Linked DNA regions of Homo sapiens: region 1 is linked to region 2. The links are chromatin loops, found by intact Hi-C in ENCODE. Cell type or tissue: chondrocyte. All regions are shown on one strand. Links, peaks and the distances in the headings refer to the core of each region. The heading gives the core; the rest is flanking DNA. Region 1 overlaps EEFSEC (eukaryotic elongation factor, selenocysteine-tRNA specific). Region 2 has its middle 37 kb from the start of DNAJB8-AS1.

Region 1 (8,668 bases), core at 543-8,542, 250 kb before region 2:
CAATTACCCATGCTCTTATGGTGCTTTAAACAACTGGCCAAATAGAGTTCAACAGTGGAGGAAGCTTGCCTTGAGGTTAGACAAGTTAATCTTTCAATGGAAATTCAATCCTCATATTTCATTTTCAGGCCACTTTGCGTAGCAAAGTAGTTTAACTCATAGCAGATTTCTGCCATGCTGATGGTTAATTTCGTGGCCCACAGAGGGTCAGCACACTAATGCCGGGAACACGGCGACCTCAGTGCAGCTCACCGCACACAGTGAGGGCCCAGCGGCCCTGTTGTTTTAGAGAAGCAGTTCTCAAACATCCTTCTGATTTTGAGTTAACAGGGGTGACCCTTTCAAGAACATTTTTAAAAGCTATAACATAGATCCCTCCCAGATCGTATATTTTCCTTTCTCCATGCAGTTCAAAGGGGCTGAGTTGTCTCATAGGTTTTTGCCGGCAATCTTCAGCTTGACCCTGGTTGTTTAAATCTGCCGGAGGAAATTTGAACAAAGTTGTACTTTGGTAATTCTTCTGCCTCTGTGAACCTTTAACCTTGGGGTTTCTTTTCGAGCCAGGGCTGCATTGTCACCAGTCGTCCCTGCTGGGGCTTTCAAAGAGCATTGTCTAGGGCGTCTGTTTTCACTTTGCTACTGGAGTTCTTTTGAGGAAGGGTATTAATTCAGACCTGACTCTGAGACAGGACGAGCACTTTTAAACTTGCCCCAGAGCTTGGGGATGGGGAAATGAGCGTAATGCAAGCCTGTGGCTGATGCCAGTAATTGTTCTGCAAATAGTCTGTGAGGGTGAAGGGAGAAGAGGCCCTCCAGAGGCAGAGGAATGTGCCAGCTGTCCAGTGGGAGGCCACAGCTTTGCCCAGGGTTTGTTGACTACATGACAAAAAGAGGTCACTGTCTCTGATCACTAGTTCTGGGTCCAGAGTTCCTCCTGAATGTAAAATTCCTGGAGTGCCAGGTTGCTAAGAACCTGGGAGGCCAGAGGTGAACCTGGGGCTCCATATACCATTACCAAGTGCTTGCATGGTAAAAAAAACTTTCTGGGGAGAGAGAGGAAGGCTCCCTGAGGCAAGAGGGTAGAGATTTGCTCTGCTGCTGTCCTGGTGCTGGCCTGAGCCTTTCTGAGTGAGTATCCCTCTGTAGACCAGGTCACTCACCTCCATCAGCTAGCCAGTTTCACCCTTTAGTTCTTCTTGTGTCTTTTCACAGGAAGCCCAAGACACCCATAAATGTGAAATGTCACAGTCATAGGCCCCCTGGGGCTTCGAGGCTGTTGTCATGGGTGTGCAGTGTTTGAAACTGGACCCTAAGAGGGGAGGCCCTCTGGTACCTCCCCAGGCATCTCCTTGCTGGTTCTGTCACTTACTCTTTGCGACAGGTTGAGAGTTGTTTGAACATCTGGCTTGTTCCGTGGCTTTCTTTGATTTATTTTCCCAGGATTCTTAGTGTCCTGAAGATTTGGTTAGGCGACCTTATTCCTTAAGCTCAGATGGTATAGAAGGAAAGGTGGATCATGACATTAATTCATTCAACAAACTCCGAGCAACTACTGCTTGCCAGGGGTTGAGTTTCTAGTGGTCAACAAAGCAGAAGTGGCTTCTGCTTTCATGTAGCTTCCTGTCTAGTTGGGGAGGCAGATGGTACAGAAGTAAATAAAACATGCGGAATTATAAATTATGTAAGTGCTAAGCAGGACAAGACAGGATGCCCAGATAGGGACTAATGGATGTGGGGCATCTACTTTAGTTTGGAGGCCAGGGAAGGCCTTTCTGAAGCAATAAAGCTGAAGCTAAACTGTGGCACAAAAGCCCGTCCCTGGAATGTTGGGAGGTGTTCCAGACCAAAGGTGTAGCACACATGAGGGTCCTGAGGCTGGACATCTCCTGGGGCTAGCTACGAGTGAGAGGGTATCAGCTGGTTTTCACACAGCAGACCTGGTGTTGCAGGTATATTTGGACAGATGCATATATCTGGACTCTCTGGAAGTCCCAGTTTTGCTGAAAGATAAGCGTGGCACATCCTATCATTCTGAAATAGGACACGGTGAGACAGAAGAAGGCAGGCCAGCCTTCTGGATATGCCTGGTCTCACTATGGCTATCCTATTGGCCTTTATCCATCCTTAGTCTTATTTCTGGTACTGTAACCCCTTATTTCCATGGTAGAGGGATGGGCTGATGTGGAATCAGCGTTGGCAGGCAATCCTGGCAGAAAGTGAATTAGACATTTTTCACAACTCTGTGATTGTGTTTGGTCATTAAACATTGGCCCACTGGCTGCTTATGACTTGAATGCCACATGGAGGTTAAGGACACATTCCTGAACCACTAACTCAAGAATTAGACATCAGAGATACTAAGTATCTAACATCATAGAATTGTAAATAAAATTCCCCTGACACCTAGACCTCGTCTCACTCCTGGTCAGTGCTCCTTTCCCTGCATAGCCTCACAGAGCACAGGCCCTTCATGCTTCCCTCCATCCCCTTTCCTGCGGGGCTGCCTCTTGGGCTGAAGGCAATGCATGGCGGTGGGGCAGGCGGCATATTTTGCCTTTTCTTTTTCCTCCAGAAACAAGTTTGGCATGGGACTTGGTCAGTCTTGATCTGTGCCTGGAAGTGTGAAGGCGTGGGTGCAGATGTTGGGATAATTTTTGTACCTCAGAACCAGAACTGGACACTCACTGTAGGGAAGACCAGCTCCTCACCCCCCGCCCCGCCTCCCCCGCCTGGCCCGAGGTTCCTGTTGAGCAGGCATGGCCTAGCCTCAGACTTGCATGCATATTTTTCTGCTGTTGATTTTCTCAAATTCTTTCACAAGGGAACAGTAGTTTACATCCTTTAAAGCTTTCTTGAGGCTGGGCACGGTGGCTCACGCCTGTAATCCCAGCACTTTGGGAGGCGGAGGTGGGTGGATCACCTGAAGCAGGAGTTCGAGACCAGCCTAGCCAACATGACGAAACCCCGTCTCTACTAAAACTACAAAAATTAGCCATGCGTGTGTAATCCCAGCTACTTGAGAGGCTGAGGCATGAGACTGCACTCCAGCCTGGGTGGCAGAGTGAGACCACGTCTAAAAAAAAAAAAAGCTTTCTTGGGATACCAGTTTGGTCTTCTGGTGACAGAACCTTGCCCATAGGTTAGAGGAAATAATACTTTCAGCAACACCCCCAGCTTGGGGGATCTCAGAAAGAAGGGCATGTTGCCAACTTTTGAGGATTTGTCTGAGAAACAGCAACCTGGCATCCCCCTAACTCCCTGCTTTTTTTCCCTCTAGAATCAAATAGAATCTCTTTTCCTGGCAAAGATTTCCTAGATAAAAAGAGGTACTACTTAGTCATTTTTGTAGGTTCGTTAATAGTTTCTAAAAGTTTTTAAAAGTACATAATAAGAAAACTTGTTATGGCAACCAATAAAGTTTCTTTTCGAGGAATGAATATTTTCTAGGAAAGATAAGAGTCAGTTATGTTTGGTCTGATTTCTTCAGCTGAATCTTTCCCTCTTCCTCTTATCTTGAAATCTATCTCATAAGGCAATCTGGGGACACTTTAGCAAGCACTCTGGTAACAGATGTGTGTCCTCCTCTTCCTGACACATCTCCCAGCCCTGGAGACCCAGCTGTACAATCGCAAACTGTCCACAGGGCGGTGGGGTGGAAATCATCTCCATGCCGACTCCGAACTATTTGGTGCACAAGAGGGCAGTATTTGCTTACAGTCTTGGATCGGGATGATCAATGTGTAGTTTCACAGGTCAGCATAGTTAAAATGACCTCTGACTTTTTCAAGACAAAATAAACTGTAGGCCACAGCCATGATGGCTTCCCATAGATGCCTTTAAGTGTCTGATCCCTTCAGAAAAATTGCTGCTTGCTATCTTTTTTCCTTAAAAAGAAAAATATTGTTTCTTTCAAGGTTTATTTTTAATTTTTTTTTAATCAATGAAAATATGGTTTGCAGGCTTGTACCTACAATGGCAGAGGTTAAAAAGTGTTGCAAAAGCAAAACAACTGCTTTCTAATTAAAAACCAGATGGGAAGATTTTTGTTTGAAGCAAGGGGTCAAATGTATTTTCTCCCCCTTTCATATCAGTGTAAAGATTATCTGACTTAACTTTTAAAGCATTTGAAGATGTGGGCTTCAGTCATCAACCCTTCTATACTCAGTTTTGTTTTTCTGCAAGTTCACAGTATTAACCAAAGCAAGGACTTTCCAGGAGAAAAAAAGGAGATCTCCCTGCCTTCCAGAGGCACAATGTTCTATCTGAACCATAGGCCATGTCTGCTTTTGTATAATGATTTGCCTTTTTAAGTTCTTCCATGGTGTTTTTCTATAGAGACTTTTAAGCCAGAAAGACATAGCTGGCCCTCCAAATCTGTGGATTCAACCAATTGAAGATTGAAAATATTAAAAAAAAAAAAAATGAAAACAACAAAAATAACAATTCAACAACAAAAAAATGATATGTTTAAAAACACAATAAAGTATAGCAACTATTTACATAGCATTTTTATTTTATTAGTTACAAGTGATCTAGAGATGATTTAAATATATGGGAGGATATGCATAAGTTATATGAAAATACTCTGTCATTTTATATCAGGGCCTTAAGCATCCTCAGATTTTGGTCCTTCAGGGGTCCTCAAATCAATCCCCCACAGATAACAAAGGACAGTGGCATTGGTTTACAACTCCTGTCCCACCAGATTCCAGCCTATGCAAGAATTGGGATCTCATATCTTTCTGCTCTCTCTTCCTCAAACCTGGAACTTCTGATTTGAGGTGCCTCCATAACTTTAGCACCCAAGAGAGTTTAACTGAAAACAGCAGTGGTAGCAAGGCCCAGCACATTAAGGACATAGTGATGGTCAGGCCGAAGGAACCCATGCATAGGGGTGGCCTGGGTCTAGCGGAAATGCCACCTGGCCTCTCTGAGCCTGTCTGTGCACCTCAAATGCAGATGATTATCTCACAGGGTGGTTGCATCAAAGATGTCCATAAATAAAGCTTCAGGCACATAGTAGGGAGCAGTTATTGTTTTGTTTGTTTATTTTTTGTAGAGCCAAGCGCTTGCTGTGTTGCGCAGGTTGGTCTCAAACTCCTGGGCTCAAGTGATCCTCCTGCTTTGACTGCCCAAAGTGCTGGGATTACAGGTGTGAACCACTGTGACTGGCTGGGAGCAGTTACTGTGCCAATGATCTCTCTGACCCCTGACGAATTATAAGCATATGGAGGTGGTGGGGCACTGTTGGACATGAGGATGGAGACACAGACACTGATTCTTGATTGCAGACAAACCAGTTCTTTCTGGATTATTCATTTATTTGATTCATTGAGCATGTCCATTGCTTGGTCCCTTGGAGCATCTGCAGCAAAGTGAAATGCAATCTAGATGGGAGGTGCCATGCTGCCGCCTCGATCCTCTGATAGCAATCGAGGAGAAAAGCTGGGTTCCGAGGCTTAGCCCTGTATGAAATCAGATGTCTTCTTTTACTCTTTTGTAATCGCAACATAAATCTTCCAAAGGGAGTATGTCTATAAGATAGATGCCACATAAGCTGTGGAATGTATTAGTATGTGTGACATCCCTGTGGTCTTTTAATTGATCAGTGGCATTTAATGCAAAATTTGAATCTGACCACACAAAGTAGGGAGAACCCTGGGTGGCCTTCATGTTTGCTTCCCCGTGAAGCTCCTGTCCTGGCTTTTATTAGAAGGGTCTGGGTAGGAAAAGAAGGGTTTTGAGCTGAAGGCTTTCAAAAGAGGCCCATGCCATGTTTTTCCGGGAACATAGTTTCTAAAAAAATGCTGGAACCATCAGTTTCCAAAGGAGCCTGGTTTGTGAGGGGAATGAAAAGTTGTTCCTGCGTGTGGATTCTGGGTTGTTTTCCATCTTCACTCCCTAAGGCAGGGCTGGCAAGCGGGGAATGGGACAGATGTTTTGTGGTAGTAATTTCCAGTCAGATTCTTGAATGCCTTGTATACTCTGGGTCACCGTCAGCTCATAATGGAGCAAAATTGAGTGAGAATTCCTGCAATGAACGACGTGAATGGCGCACCGGAGAGATATGATGGTGGAGATAGAGTGCATTCTGCAAGAAAATATTTCCAGTGCTATCTGTAAAATTCAGATTGAATAACCATTCTGAAGTGCTCCCCTTTTAAAAGAGTTTCCTTCCACAAGCATTGCAGGCTGAGTAAATACCAATAATTTTTATTTCCCTTCTCCTTATCGGTTCCCCTACTGAAATGTTCCTGCACAGCCTATCTGGTCTTTTCAAGTGAACATCAAATGATTAGTGTCAGCTTCCAGTTTGAATTATGATCATATTTCAAAACACAAACTTCTTCACTTTTGCGTTTGGAGGTAATTATCAATATTTACCAATACTGGGGAAGAGTTGAAAATGGAGGAAATACTGCTGAGAGAATGGTGCCCCAAGTGAAGATAGCAGGGAGGGGTTGTGTGTGGCCTTGTGTGTACAGTGGCAGAGTGCTTCAGGGGCTTGGCCTGCCACGTGGATGGCCTGCTCTCTTCCAGCCCTATCCGCATTCTCGCACAGATAAGTGAGAGGAATGGTGGGGACCCAACTGCAAGGCGATCTCTTAGGGTTGGGCACTATGACAAGGCTAGAAAAGCTATTTCTGCCACCTGGAGGAGGAAACATTGCTCTGGCCGCTGCTCTCAGAGGCCCTCCCCTCTGTTTCCACAGATCCTGCTCTCTGACTGCCATGGCCTGGTACGAATGCCCTTTGGTGAAAAAGGCCAGTGAAACCCAGGGCTGGTTTAAGGCCTGCGCTGCAGCCTGGAAAGCAGACTAACACAAATAGACTGTGCTGCCATCACACAGAAAATACAGTTTACAATACCTACATCAGAGTTGAATCCCAGTGTACTAGGTGGCGTTCTCTTGCATTGTAGTAGGCATTTAATTGAACTTTGAGTAATTTCAGTTTTTGCAGTTTTCTTTTTGTATTTTGGAGCCAGTAAGTTTTTTTATGTTTGCAAACACTCTGTAAGCTTTGGTGCTTTGCTTATTGTGCCTAATTAATAGTTGCCTCTGGAAAACGCAGAGGAGGTTTCAGACTGCCTCAAAGAACTTCCCAGAGAGTGGAGAAGCTGCAGCACAACAGGCCTGGGCTCTGGAGTCAGGAAGATTGAAATTGGAATCTTGGCCCTTCTGCTGGCTTTTTGTATTACTGTGGACGTGTAGCTTTTCTGAGCCTTCATTTCTTCACCTGTTTAAAACAGGAGAGAAAGGGAATAATGCCTACCTTCGGGTTTGCTGTTAGAGTTAGCAGTAACTGTGATACAGTTAGCATCATTCTGGGTGCAAGGTAGACACTTGGTAAATGGAAGCAGGCCTTACTGTAGGGTTAGTGCACTGCAGGCTTGGCACCAGAATGTAGCCACTTCTGAAGTCCTTGGGGCAGTCAAAAGTCCTCTTCCCTCAGCATTGCAGACAGCAGGAAAGAGCATTGCAATTATGCAAGAGCTATGTTTCAAAGAAGGAAATGAAATTCTTGAATTTTTTTAAGGCAAAGAAGAGGGAAAAATAGATTTATTGTTTTAGTTGGCTATTCAATAGGATGCAGGATAAAGCTGGCCTCTCTCCTGTCTAATGTCATCATCGGCATTCTCTCTTTTTCTCTCCTTCTCTTCCTCCCTCTCCTCCCCCTCTGCTCTACTCCTCCTCCCTTCTCTTCCCACGCCTCCCCCCGCTCCTCCTTCCCCTCCTCTTCTTACTAGTACTGCTGCAAACCCCCCCTTTTCTCCAAGTCAACCCCAGGTCCTGAGCCTGGGATTAAATCTCATGCTCTGGAGATACTCTAATGCTAGGAATTATTTCCTCTTTTGTGGTCTTTGGTCTTTCCTTCAGGTTTCCTGTTGCTTTCTAAGGGAGGTGCCAGGTGCTGGCCCTGTGGCTAGTTTTGGCTAGTGAGGAATGCTGTAAAGCAGCTGTGACACCAGCGTGCAGCAGTCCTACTGCTGTGCAGCCTGGGCAGTGGGTGGTGACAGGGTGGCATTGGAGTGAACAAGGTGTGGGGAAGACGAGCGTAGGTGGAAAAAATGTAGACCGACCTTCTCGGTAAAACTGGCCTGGGATCCCAGGCAACATGAAGGCTGGCAGATGCTGAGGGAGTTCTCTAGGGGAGGCTGATAAAATTCGACATCACCTTACCATTTAATGAGTCCCAGATACATGGGCTATGCCAGCCCAACAGAGTGCAGGCTTTGGAAAGCCCAAATGAAAACGACATGGTCCCTGCTGTTGGGGGAACTCATAGTGCTGGGAGAAGCCTGCTGGGCCTCTTTTTCAGAAGGAGGGAGAACATGGGTTTAGTAGTGAGCCCTCTAATTAGGCCTGCAGGTAGGCCTCAGCGTGGGGCCTGGATTTGCACCCTGTCCTTCGGTTAGAGGTTTGTGACACCCATAGCTGTGCTCAGTTAAGTGGAGCAGTGGAAAGAGCTGAGGCTCAGCATGCTGGTCCACGTTTGAATCCTGATGGACCAGCTTGTGAGAATGCACAGCTCTGAGCCTCAGTTTTCTCATCTTCAAAATGGGGAGAATAAACTTACAAGTGTTTTCGTGTGTGTGAGAATCCAATGAGATAAGCTAAATGTAGTATTTATCTCAGTGTATGGAACCTATACTCTGTAAGTGGTGT
Region 2 (8,668 bases), core at 538-8,537:
GAACCCTCTGGGGGGTCCCAGTTCAGCCTCCAGACCTACAGATCTGCCTGTCCCTATGGCCCTGGGGCAACTGCAGAGCCTGGGCCAGTGCTCTGAGGCTGGCATCTCAGCCCCAACCCTGGCTCCCTAGAACTCTAGCAGTGCCAACAGGGCAGGACTGTCACCTCCAGAAAGCTGGGCGCAGGCCTTGGGTAGCCTGGCATGGGGCGGCTCCTGCATACGTTCAGGAGTGAATGGAGCCTCGGATTCTCTGAAGAGCCCCACTGCTCTGTCAGGGGGATCATGGCTCCCCGGGGTCAGAGGGATGGAGGGCAGTGTTTCTGTCCAGAAAGGCTCGAGGGCAGCTAGAAATGCCACAGGTCCTGGCCTTCTGGGGTATGGTTTCCCACATGGGCCCTTGTACTGGGGGTTGAGGTCCCGAGAGGAAGGCAGGGAAGTGTGCAGGGCCACGCCTCAACACAGGGGCCAGACCCTGAGAAACTCGTTCTCACTCCTCGGGCCTTGAGGCCCCCCGGCTGCTCTCCGTGGCTGGCCCTGGCCCATTAGTTTATTGATCCCCTTGACCAATCATTGGACCAAAGTTTCCTCAACCCTTGCTTGGGCCAGATCCAGGCCAGGGACCAGAGGGAGCTTGAAACATCCCGTCCCCTGACAAGGAGGTGCCCGGGAGGGTGGGAGAGTTGCCACTCAGACCAGAAGCCCAGATGTCCCTGCCTACCCCAGGGACAGCCAGCCCAGGCTGGTCCCAGACAGTCACCAGAGCCTTCCTTCAGGTCCCCCTTGTGTGCCCACCTGACCTGCTGGGAGCACTGGGTAATGAAGAGGTCATGCTGCCCCCACCTGCAGGCTACTAGCCCTCCCAGAGGTCATGTGACCAAGAGGACCTTTCCCAGGCCCACACCAACCATGGCAGCTTTGCTTTTAGCAGCACAAACAGATCTGGGATCCAGTGAGACCTGCAGGAAGGGTCTCACCCTGTCTGTGCCTCAGCGAAATGAAATTAATATTAGGACCACCTTCTCTGGGTAGCAGTCAGAGGGAAACGGGCACACAGCAGGTGCTCATTAAATGCTTCATGGCAGTCACTTGGGAAAACAGCTTGGGTGTTTCTTTAAAAGTTTAACATAAAGTTACTGCCAAAAAATGGAAGCAACCCTGTTTATCAACTGATGAATGGATACACAAAATATCTATCTACCCATGCAATGGAATACTATTTGGCAATAATCTAATAAAAATTAAAAAGGAATGAAGGCCAGGTGCAGTGGCTCATGTCTGAAATCCTAGCACTATGGGAGGCTGAGGTGAAAGGATCGCCTGAGGCCAGGAGCCAGAGGCCCCAGTGAGCTATGATTGCACCACTGCACTCCAGCCTGGGTGACAGAGCAAGACCCTGTCTCAATAAATAAATAAATAAATAAATAAGAGGAATGAAGTACTGCTATGCACTGCAGCATGGATGGACCATGAAGGCATTGTACTAAGTGAAAGAAACCAATCGTGAAAGGCCACATAATGTGTGATTCCATTTATGTGAAATGTCCAGAAGAGGCAAACCTATAGATGCAGAAAGTAGATTTGCCAAGGCCTGGGGGAGCAGGAAGTGGGGAGTGACTGCCAGTGGAGACAGTTTCTTTTCAGGGGACAGGGTGTTCTAAACTTAGATTGTAGTGATGGTTGTACAACTCTGTAAACATACAGAAGTTTGGAATTGTACACTTTAAGTGGGGGAACTTTATAGCATGTAAGTTATAGCTCAATAAAATTGTTTTTTAAAATTGGTCAATGCTCCATGGCCATTCTCTCTGCCCTGCAGCCAATGCCTGGGGGCAACCCTTGCAGCGGGTGGTTCAGCACCAGAGCCTTGGTGGGTAGGGAACAGAGGCCCTTTGCCTGGGGGGGTGATGGGGAGAATGTGACCTGGAGCTGCGGGAGACACAGAAACGACACCCAGAAACACCACACACCCGCACACACACACTATGCATGCACGTGCACACACGCACACTTCCTGGGGGATGAAATGCAGCCATTCCCAAAGACACCTGGCCCCAAGAGTCACCTCTGGCAGGCTGCAGGAAGCACCCACCAGCCTCCTGGCTTCTGCTGCTGGCTGCTCCCTACACCAGCAGGCTGGGTGCCTCCCCAAGCCTCAGTCTGCTCTTCTCCTCAATGGGCAGAAAGTAACCTGCTTCCCAGGGCTGCAGAAGAGGCCAGTGGGGTTCTATGGTGGAATTCACTTTATTGTTGTTTTTAATTATTGTATTACTTATCTGGTTTGGGGGTGTTTTGGGTTTTTGTTTTGTTTTGTTTTGCTTTGTTTTAGGCAGTCTCACTCTGTCACCTAGGTTGGAGTGCAGTGGTGTGATCATGGCTCACTGCAGCCTCGAACTCCTAGGCTCTCATGATCCTCCTGCCTCAGCCTCCTGAGTAGCTAAGACTACACAGGCATGCACCATCATACTGCCTATTTTTTTTTCTTTATTGGTAGAGACATGGTCTCACTATGTTCCCCAGGCTGCTTGTGAACTCCTGTCCTCAAGTGATCTTCCTGCCTTGGCCTCTCAAAGTGCTGGGATTACAGGAATGAGTCACGGCACCCAGCCATTTATCATTTTTATTAAGGAAATAGTTCAAACATACGAAAAGTGCGCGGAGTATAATACAGTGAACCCCATGTGTCCATACCCACCACAACAAACTACTGACGCACGCAACAAAGTGAATGGAAGTAACAACCTCCGGGACCGTGTCTCCCGCCCCACCCCAATCTCCTCCCCCACTCCTCTCATCTTCTGTGGGCCAGTTCTAAAGCTCGTTCAGTCTAAGGTGGAGACTGCGGCGGAAGTGGTCTTTCTCAGGGAGGCAGTGGCGGGGTGGTCAGGGCCTCTCACCAAGCAGGTAGGACTGGTCAACTCCATGATTCTGAGAGTCTGCGACTCTGTGACTGGTTTTTAAAATTGTTGTTTGTCACATACAGTAAAAATCACCCCTTTAAACATGTAGCTCTGTGCGTTTTGAAAAACACATTCAGTTGTGTAACCCCTACCTGAGTCAAAAGAGAGAACAGGTGCACCCCCATGCTTCATGCCCCTGTGAAAGCACCCCTCGCACACCCGGCCCCAGCATTCACTCATCTCTTTTCCATCACTGTTGTTTTACACTTTCTAGAATGTCACATGAGTGGGATCACACTGTGTGTGGACTTTCCAGCAAGGCTTCCTGGCCTTGGGATTCATGCTTGTGGCTGCACGTCCCAGCAGCTCCTTGGGTCACTGAGCAGGGCCCCGAGGTGTGGCTGTGGACGAGCGGATGGATTCACCTGCGGAAGGACACTCGGGCTGCTTCCAGTTTGGGGTGACTGTGACTAAAGCTGCTCCGAACACTCTTGTGGGGTTTTGTGTGAGCATCGGTGCTTCTCTCCCATAAGTAAACACCTCACCGTGGAAGGTCTGTGTTGTGTGGCGTGTGTTTTACTGCCACGCGGTTTCCCACCCCAGCTGCTGTCTGCATTCCCGCCTGACTGGGCATTTTACCTTTCACTCAACACATTCCCATCGGGCACCCACCCAGGCCAGGCGCGGTGCTCCCAGTGACGGAAATGGCCAGGATGAACGAGCTCTGCCCTCCTGGGCCCTCCTGGGCCCTCCTGTCCTGTGGGCAGCAGGCAAGAAACCAGGCAGCCTGGGGACACGCGGGACCATCTGGCTGTTGGCAAGGGCTCCAAGGGCATGAATTAGGGCAATGCTAACAGGGTGACTGGGGCGGGCCTTGCTGAGGTGAGTTTGAACCGAGATTAAGGCAGAGGGGCCATCCCATCCAAGATCCGGGGGAAGGGTTTCCAGGCGGGGGCCCAGCAGGTGCCAAGGCCCCGAGGTAGGTGAATCGTGTTATTATGCTGTGACTCAGCGACTTTTTGGATGAATGCTGAGTTCCAGGGACCTGCTAGAAACCTTACAGTCATCCCCTGTTCAATCCTCACAGCAGTCCTACGCAGGAGGGGCTACTGTCGCCCCCAGCTTACAGCAGAGCCACTCAGGTTCAGAGAGGTTGTCACCTGTCTCGCTGCACAGGCCACGCGGGGCAGAGCCAGCACTTGAACCCGGCGGGACTCATGGAAGTGCGCTGAACACCTGGATTCCCACCTCAGCTCGAATCCCTGCCTGCAGTCCTGCTGTGTGGCCCTGGGCAGGTCACAGGTCCTCTCTGAGCTTCCGCTTTCCCGTCTGTAAAACCGGGCTGGCGCTGCTGGCCTCGCAGCCCGCCGTAAGCATCCTGTGGGATGAGGTGTGAAAATGTCCTGGAACGGTGGGGCCCTTGCACGGTGGGGTGGGCACGCACCCATTCCGCCCCGAAGGGCCGTAGCCAGCCAGGCCCCCTCCTCGGCCCGCCGCGGGACTGCGCTGCCGCCAGGCGCCGACAGAGGGCAGGAGCGGCCCGCGCCCAGCGGCCGAGAGCGCACGGCAGGGCTGGCAGGGGCGGCCCCGGCGAGGCGCAGCGCGGGCGGGAGCCCGAATGTGGTCTCAGGACTGCGGCAAACACCTGTCGGACTGTCTGGGACGCACGACCTAGGGACACGGACCCAGTGCACGGTGTGGGGGAGGAGGTTAGCGAGGGATCCTGGGCCCACCCGTCTCCGGGCTACCCCACCCCTACCCCGCCAGTCCCCGCCATCCAGCGAGGTGCCCCGGGAGTCTCTCCGGGAGAGCGCTGGCCCCGGGTCTGCGAAGAGCCGGCCTGGGGGGCAGGGCCTTAGGCTCAAAGGCCGCCACGTCCCCACGTGGCTCTGAGCACCGGTGATGTGGCCGTCCAAGATGAGATATACCCAGGGCCCAGTACACCCCAGCTTCCAAAGGCCTTCTGTGACAAAGAGAGACTAAACAATCACACTTATCACCTTTTGTATTGAGCTGAAATAGTAATATTTTGGATCTACTGGGTTAAATAAAATATGAAAATTAATTTCATTTTTTCTTTTTAAAATTGTGGCTAAGATATAAAATTAGGTAGATGGCTCTCACCTGCCGCTTGTGTTCTGTCTCTACAGGACAGGCCTAAGTTGGATGTCTGTGTTATCCCATGTAATCCCGTCCAACTCTCCCAGTGAGGCGTTTACTGTTATTACCTATCCCATTCTACAAACGGGGAAGCTGAGGCGCTGAGCAGTGATGTGACTTGCTCAGGGTGGGTTATGGGCACACACCCAGCAGTGCCCACCCCATGCCCATGTGTACCACACACAAATATTCATAACACATGCAGGGGCCCAGACTGTCAGTGCCAGAGTCCACGGGTAAGATGGAGAGACCCTGAACACAAACACGCTGCCAGCCTCCCAGCTCATACACAAGCGTCACCTGTGCACACCCAGTCTTGTGACAGCGTCAGGAGCACACACATCCACACTGCTGTTCCCAGACCCCCTGCTCACGCCCATGCACACACACCTACAGGTGTGCTGGTCTTCGAGGCAGGCAGTGTGGCCAGCCTCCCTCATGGCCCACAGTGCCATCCAGAAGACTGTATGGGGCCCTGCTGCTGACTGGCTGGTGGGCTCGAGACCCGCCAGACAGTCAGGCCCCTACTCACCTAGGGCTTGGAAAGGGGGCCCTGGCTGAGACTCCATCTGTGTCTGGGGGAGCCAGACCCGAGGGGAGTGAGTGGGCCTACGCGGAGCTCCTGCCCTCCCTGCGCCTGCCTGCCACCCTTCTGTTGAGGGCCCTTCCTCCTGGCTGCAGCCATTTGCATAAAGCTCCCAAGCCCAAGGATCACATTACATGGAGGCCTGATGATAATCTTTGTTGAAATAATATTTAACACATGCTGCACTTTTAATTAACTATCTGAATAATCTCAAATTAATACCAGAGCTTTAAAAATAAGTTTTCATTTTCGCGTTTGGTAACATAATAGCGGCCCGGCTGGCCCGTTTCCCCCTTCTTTGATTTAATTAAAAGCCCTTTTGTGTGTCTCTTGTCACTTCAGAAATGGACAAAAGCCCCCATGTGGGCCAGCCAGGGCTCCTGCTCGGGGTCCAGGTCTGAGGCCAGGGCCAGGGTCAGGGGTACTTAGGGGCCCTGAGGGCAGGTCCTCCACTGAAGCTCCCAGCCTGGCTCTGGCAGTGCCACTGAGGGAGGCCACACATCACACACACTTTTGCCCAGGGACACTGGGGCACGGTCACAGAGGCCAGCAGGCTGCCTCCCATGCATACAGACACACGCTAGAGGCAGGTGGCAATCTCCGTCCCTCGTCCATAACACACACCGGCCAGGCTCTGCAAACATGCCCACCAGACCCATGAGCCTCACGTACCTTCACGCATGCATGTGCACACACACAAAGTCACAGTCACATATACACCATTTGGGAATTGACAACCAGAGCCATTCTGGGCTTGGCATTAACAATTGGCATTCTAAGTCCAGATCCAAGAAACCTGGGGAGCTGCCTGGCCCCGGTGCATGACCCCTGCCCCAGAGTGTGTGATGTGTGTGTCTGTTGCTTCTCTCTCTCCCTGTCCTAACCTGTTGGTTCTGTCTCTGCACCTCTGTCGCAGGCTCAGGACCCCGAGGCCCGCCAGGTGGGCAGCCTCCTGGGGCTGGGTGTGTTTCCCCACTAAGTCTGCTTTCACTCGCAGGTTTCCTCCTGGACCTGAGGAGCAGGCAGGGGTCCTGGGGGCTTCTGCCTTGCCCCTGCCCTGGCAAGCCAAGCCCTCTTCTGAACCCGAGATAGACCAAGGGAAGCTTCCCCAGGCAAGCAGCCCCAGCCAGTCCAGCAGGGAAACTGAGTCCCTACGGAGGCTTAGTTTTCTCCAACAGGTCCAGGTTGCCAGGTGTCTCTCCACTTGGGGGGCCTGAGGCCTTGGGGAACTGTGTGGGAGGGGGTACAAGCCAGACCCACCACAGAGCCTGGAGTCTTGGCAGGGAAAAGTGGAGGTCCCTGGGAGGGTCTGTGCTTCCCGCTGAGGTCCTTGGAAAGCTGGGGGAGGGAGCTGTCGATTCCCCCAGCGACAGGGGCCAGCAGTGAGGCCGACCTGGCCAGGGGTGGAAGCAGCCACCACCTCCAGCTGACTCGTTCCATCGACAAACCCCAGGGAACTGGGTCTGTGCTGGATGAACATATTGGGCCCTGTGTCCTCGTGATATGGGTGGTGAAGGGGTCCCTGCCCTCATCTCACAGCCAGATGGGTGCAGAACATAGTGCTACTGGGAGGAGGCTGGGCAGACAGTGAGGGCACGCGGTGGAGGCAGGGTGAGCGGGGAGGCCACACGCAGGACGCTGTATCTGACACATCGTCAGAAGAGGGGCTCCCAGGGCTGCAATAAGCAAGGCAGCCTCCTGCCCCCATCCCGGGCCCTGGGACCCAGAGCATGACCAGCAGAGCAGGTCCTGAGAACAGATGGCCCGGGGTGCAGTGGCCTCCCGAAACCCTGTCAACCGGCCCCTTCTGGCTCAGACTGCCCAGCCAGCCCGGGTCAGCTGGGGCCCAGTGCACTCCCCACCTGAGGGCTGCCTGAAGAGCCAGGCGAGCGTGTTCCCACCCAGCCCACCCAGCTGCCGAGGACTGGCTGGACCACTCGGGTACCTGGCCCTGACCTCGTCCAGTGTCTCACCCACAACCACACCATCACCATCACACACCGGGACACAGAGTTACGGACAAGCCGTGACACAGAGCCAATGCCCGGGCAGCAGCCATCCCCAACCACAGGCTCACACAACACACGTGATCCTATGTGTGGGCACTCACACACAGTCACAAGTAGCCACATGCACACACACAATCCACATGGTCACACCCTCACCCAAGACCATACACATGAGTGTGCACACAGGGCCGCCACCAGCCGGCTGGTACAGACCCCAGGCCCTTGGCTGCTGGTGCCCCTGTGCAGGAGTGATGTCATGGGGAGGCCTTCCACCTGGGCAGCCAGAGGGGAGGCCAGACCGTGTCCTGTGTGCTGAGTGCCCGCTGGGCACTGGCGCTGGGGGTGTGCACAGGAGCTCTCACAGTAAGTCTCAAGCAGGGGCAGTGTTCCCGCTGTATAGAAGGGGAAACTGGCTCAGAGAGGTGAGATAAATTGATCAAGTCACACAGCAAGAAACAGAAGGAGCTGGGCCTGGAATCAGCCTGCACACTGCCAGTTCACACAGCTATCTCCTTCTGAAACCTGGGGGACGTTCTGGGCAAGTAGGGGGCAGGGCTGCCCCTGCAACACCAGGAAGGTGACCCTCATGTGGCCCAGCTCAGCTGACCCGGAAGACTCAGAGCCCCAGATCTGCAGCGAGAGCTGGGCACTGGAGTGGGGGATAGGGTTGCCCATGCCTCTCAAGGTTGTCACAGAGCCTGAGGCCCTGGCTGGGAACACAGAAGCCACCACAGCTTGAATCCCCGGCAAGAGATCTGTGTGTGACCCAGCCCCAGCTCGCACAGAAGCCTGCTGTGCACAGAGGACAGTGCTCCAGGCATGGGAAGTGCTCACAACAGCGGCTGCCACCCGCAAGTTCTTCATTCATTCATCGGCTCATTCATTCCGTCAATCAACAAGCCTGCAGCCTGGTGTGGGCACAGGTGCTGCCCTGGACGGGAGCAATGGGCTGAACTGGCTCCTGCCGACTGGAGCTGCCATCCTCCTTAGGGAGACAGACAGTGTGCAGGCACCAA

What was found. Hi-C counts contacts between places; a loop is a spot of excess contacts. Peaks named below come from ENCODE experiments on the same cell type or tissue, not always from the same donor. Only the 100,000 strongest peaks of a DNase experiment are listed, where the experiment ranks them.
Region 1: it touches region 2 in a loop (6-fold over the local background); 23 of 110 quality-filtered maps call a loop at or near these places.

What each region holds. Positions count from the first base shown.
Region 1 is chr3:128,167,425-128,176,092 of GRCh38, forward strand. The region is part of intron 1 of EEFSEC (eukaryotic elongation factor, selenocysteine-tRNA specific); the gene reads left to right. Among named protein-coding and RNA genes, the nearest start is that of EEFSEC, 18 kb to the left of the region's middle. RefSeq lists a silencer at 582-876. In chondrocyte, for the core only: CTCF peaks have their summits at 3,698 (motif pointing right) and 3,913; no DNase peak of the experiment used is centred there.
Region 2 is chr3:128,422,079-128,430,746 of GRCh38, forward strand. It overlaps a transcript of EEFSEC not described here. Among named protein-coding and RNA genes, the nearest start is that of DNAJB8-AS1, 37 kb to the right of the region's middle. RefSeq lists enhancers at 4,132-4,331, 5,410-5,968, a cis regulatory region at 4,204-4,884 and silencers at 4,332-4,641, 4,672-4,721. In chondrocyte, for the core only: CTCF peaks have their summits at 4,411 (motif pointing right) and 4,651; no DNase peak of the experiment used is centred there.